Regions from separate parts of the Homo sapiens genome. Here region 2 is linked to region 1. Evidence: read pairs that join two places in POLR2A ChIA-PET (ENCODE). Cell type or tissue: B cell. All regions are shown on one strand. Region 1 overlaps TRIM69 (tripartite motif containing 69). Region 2 overlaps SPG11 (SPG11 vesicle trafficking associated, spatacsin).

Region 1 (4,000 bases):
TCGGGAGTCTGAGACAGAAGACTCGCTTGAACCTGGGAGGCAGAGGTTGCAGTGAGCCAAGATCATGCCATTACACTCCAGCCTGGGCGACAGAGTGAGACTTTGTCTCAAAAAAAAAAAAAAAAAAAAAAAAATTCTGGCTCCGGAGTCAAATGGCTTCAGTTTAGTATTATTAATTTTTTGAGATAGGGTCTTACTTTGTCGCCCAGGCTAGAGTGCAGTGGCATGATCTAGGCTCACTGCAGCCTTAACAGTCCAGGTTCAAGCGATTCTCCAGCCTCAGCCTTCCGAGTAGCCGGGATTACAGGCACGTGACACCACACCCAGTTTTTGTTTTTGTTTTTGTTTTTTCCGGTAGAGACAGGGTTTCACCATGTTGCTCACGCTGGTCTCAAATTCCTGGGCTCAAGCGATCAAGCTTTGCCTTGGCCTCCCAAAGTGCTGGGATTACAGGCGTGAGCCATCATGCTTGGCCTACAGCTTCCATTTTTTCAAAAATTGAGGTAAAAGTCATACAACATAAAATTAATCTTTTAAGATGTACAATTCAGTGGCATTTAGTGCGTTCACAATGGTGTATAATAATCACCTCTATCTAGTTTCAAAACATTTTCGTCCTCCCAAAAGGAAACCCCATGACCAGTCACTTCCAGTGATATGAGCAGTCACTCCCCATATCTCCTTCTCTCCAGCCCTGGCAACCAATGATCTGCTGTCTCTATAGACTTACCTATTCTGTATATTTGATATAAATGGAATCGTGTAATATGTGACCTTTTGTGTCTGGGTTTTTTCACTTAGCATAATGTTTTTGAGGTTCATCCATGTTGTAGCATGTATGAATACTTTATTCCCTTTTCTGACTGAATAATCTTCCATTGTATGAATATGGCACACTTTTCCATTCATTAGTTAATGTGCATTTGGATTGCTTCCACCTGTGCCTATTGTGAATAGTGCTGCTATTAACATTTAGGTACAAGTTTTTGTTTGACTATCTGTTTTCAGTTCTTTTGGGTATATTCCTAGAAGTGGAATTGGTAGGTCTGTCTTATGGTAGTTTTTTGTTTAATTTTTTGAGGAACTGCCAAACTGATTTCCACAGTGGTTGCACCAATTTATATTCTCAATTAACAATGTACAAGAGTCCATTTCTCTGTATCACCAATACTTATTGTTTTCCATTAAAAAATTACGGCAATACAAGTGAGTGTGAAGTGGTATTTCACTGTGGCTTCGATTTGAATTTTCCTAATGACTAGTAATACTAAGTATCTTTCCATGTGCTTGTTGGTCATTTGTTTATCTTCTTTGCATAATTGTCTATTCAAGTCCTTTGTCCATTTTAAAAATTGGGTTGTTTATTTTTTGCTATTGAGTTGTAAGAGTTCTTTATTCTGGATAATAGACCTTATCTGGTATAGGATTTGCAAATATTTTCTTCCATTCTGTGAGTTGTCTTTTCACTCTTTTGCAAAAAGAAAACTAAAAATAGTTTGTTTTTTGTGATGTCTTTATCTGTCTTTAGGACCAAGATAAGCTATCCTCACAGAATGAATTAGGAAGTGTTCCCTCTTGTTTTTTTGGAAGAGTTTGAGAAGGATTGATATTAATTCTTTAAATAGTGGGCAGGATTACCAGTGAAACCGTCTGGTCCTGGGCTTTTCTTTGTTGGGAGGATTTTGATTACTGATCTACTCTCTTTACTTTTGTAGGTCTGTTCAGATTTTCTGTTTCTTCTTGAGTCAGTTTTGGTAGTTGGTGTGCTTCTGGAAATTTTCCATCTCATCTGGGTTGTTCATTTGTTGGCATACAATTGTTCATAGTTTCTTATAATCCTTTTTTATTTCTGTAAGATCTGTACTAATTTACCCACTTTCATTTCTGATTTTAGTAATTTAAATCTTCTCTCTTTTTTTCTTCATCAGTCTACTTAATGGTTTCTAAATTTTGTGGATTTTCCCTCCAAAGAATCGCATTTTTATTTCATTACTTTTTCTTTTTTTTTTTTTTTTTTTTTTTTTTTGAGACGGAGTCTCACTCTGTTACCCAGGCTGGAGTGCAGTGGCGCGATCTTGGCTCACTGCAAGCTCTGCCTCCTGGGTTAACTCCATTCTCCTGCCTCAGCCTCCCGAGTAGCTGGGACTACAGGCGCCTGCCACCACGCCTGGCTGATTTTTTATCTTTTTAGTAGATTGTTTTTCTATTTTCTATTTTGTTTCTTTTCTTTTGCCTTTTTTTTTTTTTTTTTTTTTTTGAGACATGGCCTCACTCTGCTGCCCAGGCTACAGTGCAGTGGAACAATCATGGCCCACTGCAGCCTGGACCTCCCAGGCTCACGTGATTCTCCCACCTCAGTCTCCCAAATAGCTGGAATTACAGGTGCATGCACCACACCTAACTTTTTTTTTTCTTTTTAGATGGAGTCTCGCTCTGTCGCCCAGGCTGGAGTACAATGGCACGATCTCAGCTCACTGCAACCTCCCCCTCCCAGGTTCAAGCAATTCTCCTGCCTCAGCCTCCCGAGTAGCTGGGATTACAGGTGCTCGCTACCACGCCCAGCTAATTTTTGTATTTTTAGTAGAGATGGGGTTTCACCACATTGGCCAGGCTGGTCTTGAACTCCTGACCTCAGGTGATCTGCCCACCTCGGCCTCCCAAAGTGCTAGGATTACAGGCATGAGCCACCACACCTGGCCTTTTAAAAAAATTATTATTTATAATTTTTAGTAGAGATGACATCTTACTGTGTTGCCCAGGCTGGTCTCAAACTCCTGGGTTCAAGTGATCCTTCTGCTTTGGCCTCCCAAAATGCTGGGATTACAGGCATGAGCCACCATGCTCTGCCTCTATTCTTTACTCTTTCCTTCTGCTATCTTTGGTTTAGCTTGTACCTCTCTTTCCAGTTCTAGGGAAAATTTTGGCTATTGATTTGTGGTCTTTCTTTTTTGATGTAGGTGTTTATAGCTATAACTTTCCTTGTTAGCACTATTTTCACTGTATCCCATAAGTTTTGACATGCTGTGTGTTTTTGTTTATTTGTTTTTGAGACAGGGTCTTGTTTTGTCACCCATGCTGGAGTGTGTAGATGTGATCTTGACTCACTGCAACCTCCACTTCCTGGGTTCAGGTGATCCACCTACTTCAGCCTTCCCAGTAGCTGGGACCACGGACATGTTCCATTATGGCCAATTTTTTTTTTTTCTTTTTGTATTTTTGGTAGAGACAGGGTTTCACTAGGTTGCCCAGGCTGGTCTCAAGCTCCTGAGCTCAAGTGATTGGCCTGCCTCAGCCTCCCAAAGTGCTGGGATTAGAGGTGTGAGCCACTGTGCACAGCCTGTATTTTTGTTTTTACTCATCTCAAAGTATTTTCTAATATTACTTATAATTTCTTCTTTGACCAATTAGTTAAGAGTGTGTTGTTTAATTTTCACATATTTATGAATTTTCCAGTTTTTCTTCTGTTATTGATTTCTAGTTTCATTCCATTGTAGTCAGAGATATTTTGTACGATTTTTTAGAACTATTTCTATCTTCACATCTGTCTCTTTTTGCTACACGTATTTTGAGGCTCTGTTGTTGGGTGTGTATATGTTTATAATTGTTTTATCTTCTTGATTGATTGACCTTTATATCATATCCTTGATAATATCCTTCTTTGTATTCTTGTAACAAGTTTAACAATTTTTATCTTAAAGTCTATTTTACTTGATATTAGTAGAGCTACTCCATCTTTTTTGGGTAACTATTTGTATGGATTGTCTTTCCAACTTTTTACTTTCAACTTGTTTGTGTATTTGGTTCTAAGGTGAGTCTCCTGTAGACAGCCTATAGTTGGGTCATATTATTTTTATCCATTTTCCTAATCTGTGCCTTTTAATCAGAAGTTAATCTATTTCGTCTAAAGTAATTACTGATAAAGACTTACCTATGCCATTTTGTTATTTTCTGTATGTGCTTTTTTGTTTCTAAATTCCTTCATTACTTCCCTTTTTTGTGA
Region 2 (4,000 bases), 94 kb before region 1:
CCATTGCGCTCCATCCCGGACAACAAGAGCGAAACTCCATCTCAAAAAAGAAAAAAAAAAAGTTAACATTTATCAGAACCTATGTAATGTACACACTTACGGACTGTACATGATACCATTCGAAGCCAAAGAAAATGTAAACGAATGTCAAGATGCAGTATTAAATAACTGCATATAATTAGCTGTAGTATATACTGTACTGCTGTAATAATATCATGGCCACTTCCTGTTGCCATTGCAGTGAGCCCTAGTGTTGTAAGCATCTGCTTAAAATGCCATGTGGTACTAATAATCTCTGTGTGAGCAGTTCTTCTCTCCAGTAAATTGTGTAACACAGTAAAAAGTGATCTCTTTAGCTGGCACAGTGACGTGAACGTATAGTCCCAGCTACTCGGGAGGCTGAGTTGGAGGACTGCTTGGGCCCAGGAGTTTGAGTCCAGCCTGGACAACATAGCAAGATCCTGTCTCTAAAATAATAACAACATAATTTTTTAAAAGTGATTTCTTGTGGTTCTCATGTATTTTTCATCATGTTTCGTGCCATACCATAACCTTGTATAACACCATGGGACCCATATGAAATGTAATGCTGGAAGTGCTCCCAAGTAGAGAAAAGTCATGACATTGTAAGAAAAACATGAATTGCCTGACATGTACCATGGGTTGAGGTATGCTGCTGCGGTTGCTTGCCTTTTCAGACAGACTACTCATCTTGTAAACAGATTATGTAGAGTATCAATACAGTACAGTACTGTAAATGTATTTTCGCTTCCTTAAAATTTTCTTAACATTTTCTTTTCTGTAGCTTACTTTATTGTAAGAATATAGTGTAATACATATAACATAGAAAATATGTGTTAACCAACTGTTTATGTTATCAGTAAGGTTTCTGGTCAACTGTAGGCTATTAGTAGTTAAGTTTTGGGGGAGTCAAAAGTTACATGTGGCATTTTGATCGTGCAGGGGGTTGGCATCCCTGAGTTGTTGAAGGGTCAACTGTACTGTTTTTTCCTATGCATACATACCTATAATAAAGTTTAATTTATAAATTAGGCCCAGTGAGGGAGTAATAACTAATAATAGGACAATTACAACAATATACTGTAATAAAAGTTATGTGAATGTAGTCTTTCTTAAAATATCTTACTGTATGTAATATTTCCGGAACACAACTGACTGGGAGAAACTGTAACTGTGGATAAAGGCGACAACTATATAAAAAAGAGAGGAAATGGAGAAAGGCCCCTAAGAAGGATGGAAGGAATGGGATCTAAAGCACACACAGAGGGATGGGCCTTCATAGGAGGCAAGGTCATCCAAGAAAAGTTGGGAATAAAGAGATTAATGGAGGTTTGAGGAAAACAGAGAAGGTTTAAAAATACAGTTGTAAAGAATGGGCTCATGAAAAATCACTGTAAAATTTCCAGGCAACATTAAGACCAATTAAAGGTACTAAGTGTGAACCTAGAGTGGTATCAATTTTCTTTTGTTGTTTTCTACAAGTACTCAGCTGTCTGACTGCAGACACTGTGAAGGCAGAAAAAAAGATTTCAATCAGGGTTGAAATTTTGCCAGACCAAGTGCTATCACAGGGCAGGAGCAAGAGTTTAGAGTACATGCAAGAAAGTAACTGTATGATGGATCACAGAATCTATGCTGGAAAGAGAGGGAAGTGAAGACAGGATGGGGTAAAGAGTGGAAGGTCAATGAATTGGAAATTCCAGTTAGGTCAGAGGACAGGTGAAGTGGGAGTACTTGAGTAAGCAAGCTGGAAAGTTTGGGAAGTTGTGGTCAGAGACTGAGATGTAAAAAGTAGTGACTTGGGGGAGGGACGACTTCAAATATTGATAATGCCTAGGGTATGGCTGTGGAGGTGGAAAGCTAAGGTAAACTGGAAGAAAAAGTCATTGACAATGAATTTAAAGAACAAATCATGAACTTGGGTTCTCAAGGAGCTTATAAACTCTATGGGAAACATGAGAAAATTAGGGAAATAACATGTCTATACAATTAAGTGCTAAACTGTGGTTTAAAATTGTGTAATTTTGATTTACATGACATAAACCATATATAAATCAAATCAAAATCAAAACTTTGATGAACATGTAAAAATATAAAAGGTAGCCAGTGGTCAGTTATACATATTATTCAGTAACTACTTTACAATGTATTAGCTAGAACATGATCTAACTGAATAGAAAAAGAAACACTAGTTAAAAAAAAAAAACTAACGAGGATATTTTTAACCTCTTATCAGTCTAACTATTTACCTCAAATTAGAAACTGCAGTCATCTACATACCTGAAATACAAATTTAAGTTAAGAGCAACTGCGGAGTTGGAGGAGCTGACAATCACTGCAACATCGAGGTCTTGAGAAACTTTCAGTGAAGTAAATGAAGAAATCTTGGCTGGCTCCTGTTGCTGCTCATTACACATGTCTTCTTTGTGAAGTGCTAAATCCACATGAGCTACATATGTACCATCCACAACATCAAAAATGTCTTTTAGTTAGAGTTAAAAGAAAATGCCAGTTTTGTAAGTATGCCTAACTATTTAAAGCACAGGTTGGGAAAGAGCTATAGACTTTATCACTCCAATTTTGTAGGTATAACAGAAGAAGACTGAAAACTGAGGCAAGCCCCCATTATAACAACCAGATGACTATGAAGTTGATGCCACAATAAAGAACCTGATACCAAGTTCTTCAACAATACCTGCTGAACATCTGCTCTGGGCCAGGCCCAGAGGCACTGCTATTTTCCAACAGCACTGGCCAAGAGATGAGGTAAACCTACTATTTTATGTAACCCAATACTGTCTATCCAAAGTATTATCAACATGCAGTCAGTATAAAAACTGAGACATTTTATGTTTTTTCTTCTATAAATGTTCAAAGTCTGATATTTTACTTAGAGCACATCTTAATTTGCATACTAAATTTTCATCAGAAATACCTGATCTGTATTGAGACTTCATAAAATTTAAGGTTTAAAGTTGGAACAACTAAAGTTGTAACAAACATCCTTAAAAGTTCTCCAATGACTGAACTGAGTATCAGCTTTTAAATCTAAAGTAACAAAAATTAGCTGGGCGTGGCGGCCCATGCCTATAGTCCCAGCTACTCGGGAGGCTAAGGCACGAGAATCGCTTGAGCCCAGGAGGCAGGGGTTGCAGTGAGCCGAGATCACGCCACTGCACTCCAGCCTGGGTGAGAGTGAGACCCTGTCTCAGGAGAAGAAAAAAAATCTAATTACACAAAATTAAAAATTCGGTTCCCAAGTTATGCTAGCCAATTTCATATGCTTAATAGCCACATACGCTTAGTGCCTACTGTTCTGGACAGTGCAGTTCCATAACCTGGCAACAATAATTGTTAATTTAGGATTTATGACACTTTTGCAAAAATTATATACCTATTACAAAATATAAAAACCATTATTTTAATTCAGAAATTAAAGTTCCAAAATCATATAAGGGGTAATTTGTCAAATCTTCAGAATAATTTTGCTGATGACCAACAGATCTACTGGAGACAAAGAACCCATAATATTTTCTAAGATCAAATTAACGTGGCAAAGCAAACATTTATTAATATGATGGAAACATCATTAGAGACAAGAGGTAGACTATATTTATACATGAAAAGACATGTATCACAACATAAGCTTTTTTTTTTTTTTTAAGACAGAGTCTCAGTCTGTTGCCTAGGCTGGAGTGCAGTGGTACGATCTTGGCTCACCACAACCTCCACCTCCCAGGTTCAAGCAATTCTCCTGCCTCAGCCTCCCGAGTAGCTGGGATTACAGGCATGCACCACCACGCCTGGCTAATTTTTTTGTATTTTTAGCAGAGACGGGGTTTCACCATATTGGCCAGGCTGGTCTCGAACTCCTGACCTTGTGATCCGCCCACCTCGGCCTCCCAAAGTGCTGGGATTACAGGCGTGAGCCACCGCACCTGGCCACATAAGCACATAGTAGATATTCAAGAAATACATT

What was found. Peaks named below come from ENCODE experiments on the same cell type or tissue, not always from the same donor. Only the 100,000 strongest peaks of a DNase experiment are listed, where the experiment ranks them.
Region 2: POLR2A ChIA-PET joins it to region 1 with 9 read pairs; 8 of 35 experiments call an interaction of 5 or more read pairs at or near these places.

What each region holds. Positions count from the first base shown.
Region 1 is chr15:44,748,717-44,752,716 of GRCh38, forward strand. All of the region lies in intron 1 of TRIM69 (tripartite motif containing 69), which reads left to right. Among named protein-coding and RNA genes, the nearest start is that of TRIM69, 14 kb to the left of the region's middle. In B cell, no CTCF peak of the experiment used is centred here; no DNase peak of the experiment used is centred here.
Region 2 is chr15:44,654,794-44,658,793 of GRCh38, forward strand. SPG11 (SPG11 vesicle trafficking associated, spatacsin) reads right to left here. Exons shown (of 40, transcript NM_025137.4): 4 at 2,302-2,503. Among named protein-coding and RNA genes, the nearest start is that of SPG11, 6.9 kb to the right of the region's middle. In B cell, no CTCF peak of the experiment used is centred here; no DNase peak of the experiment used is centred here; H3K27ac peaks cover 616 bases.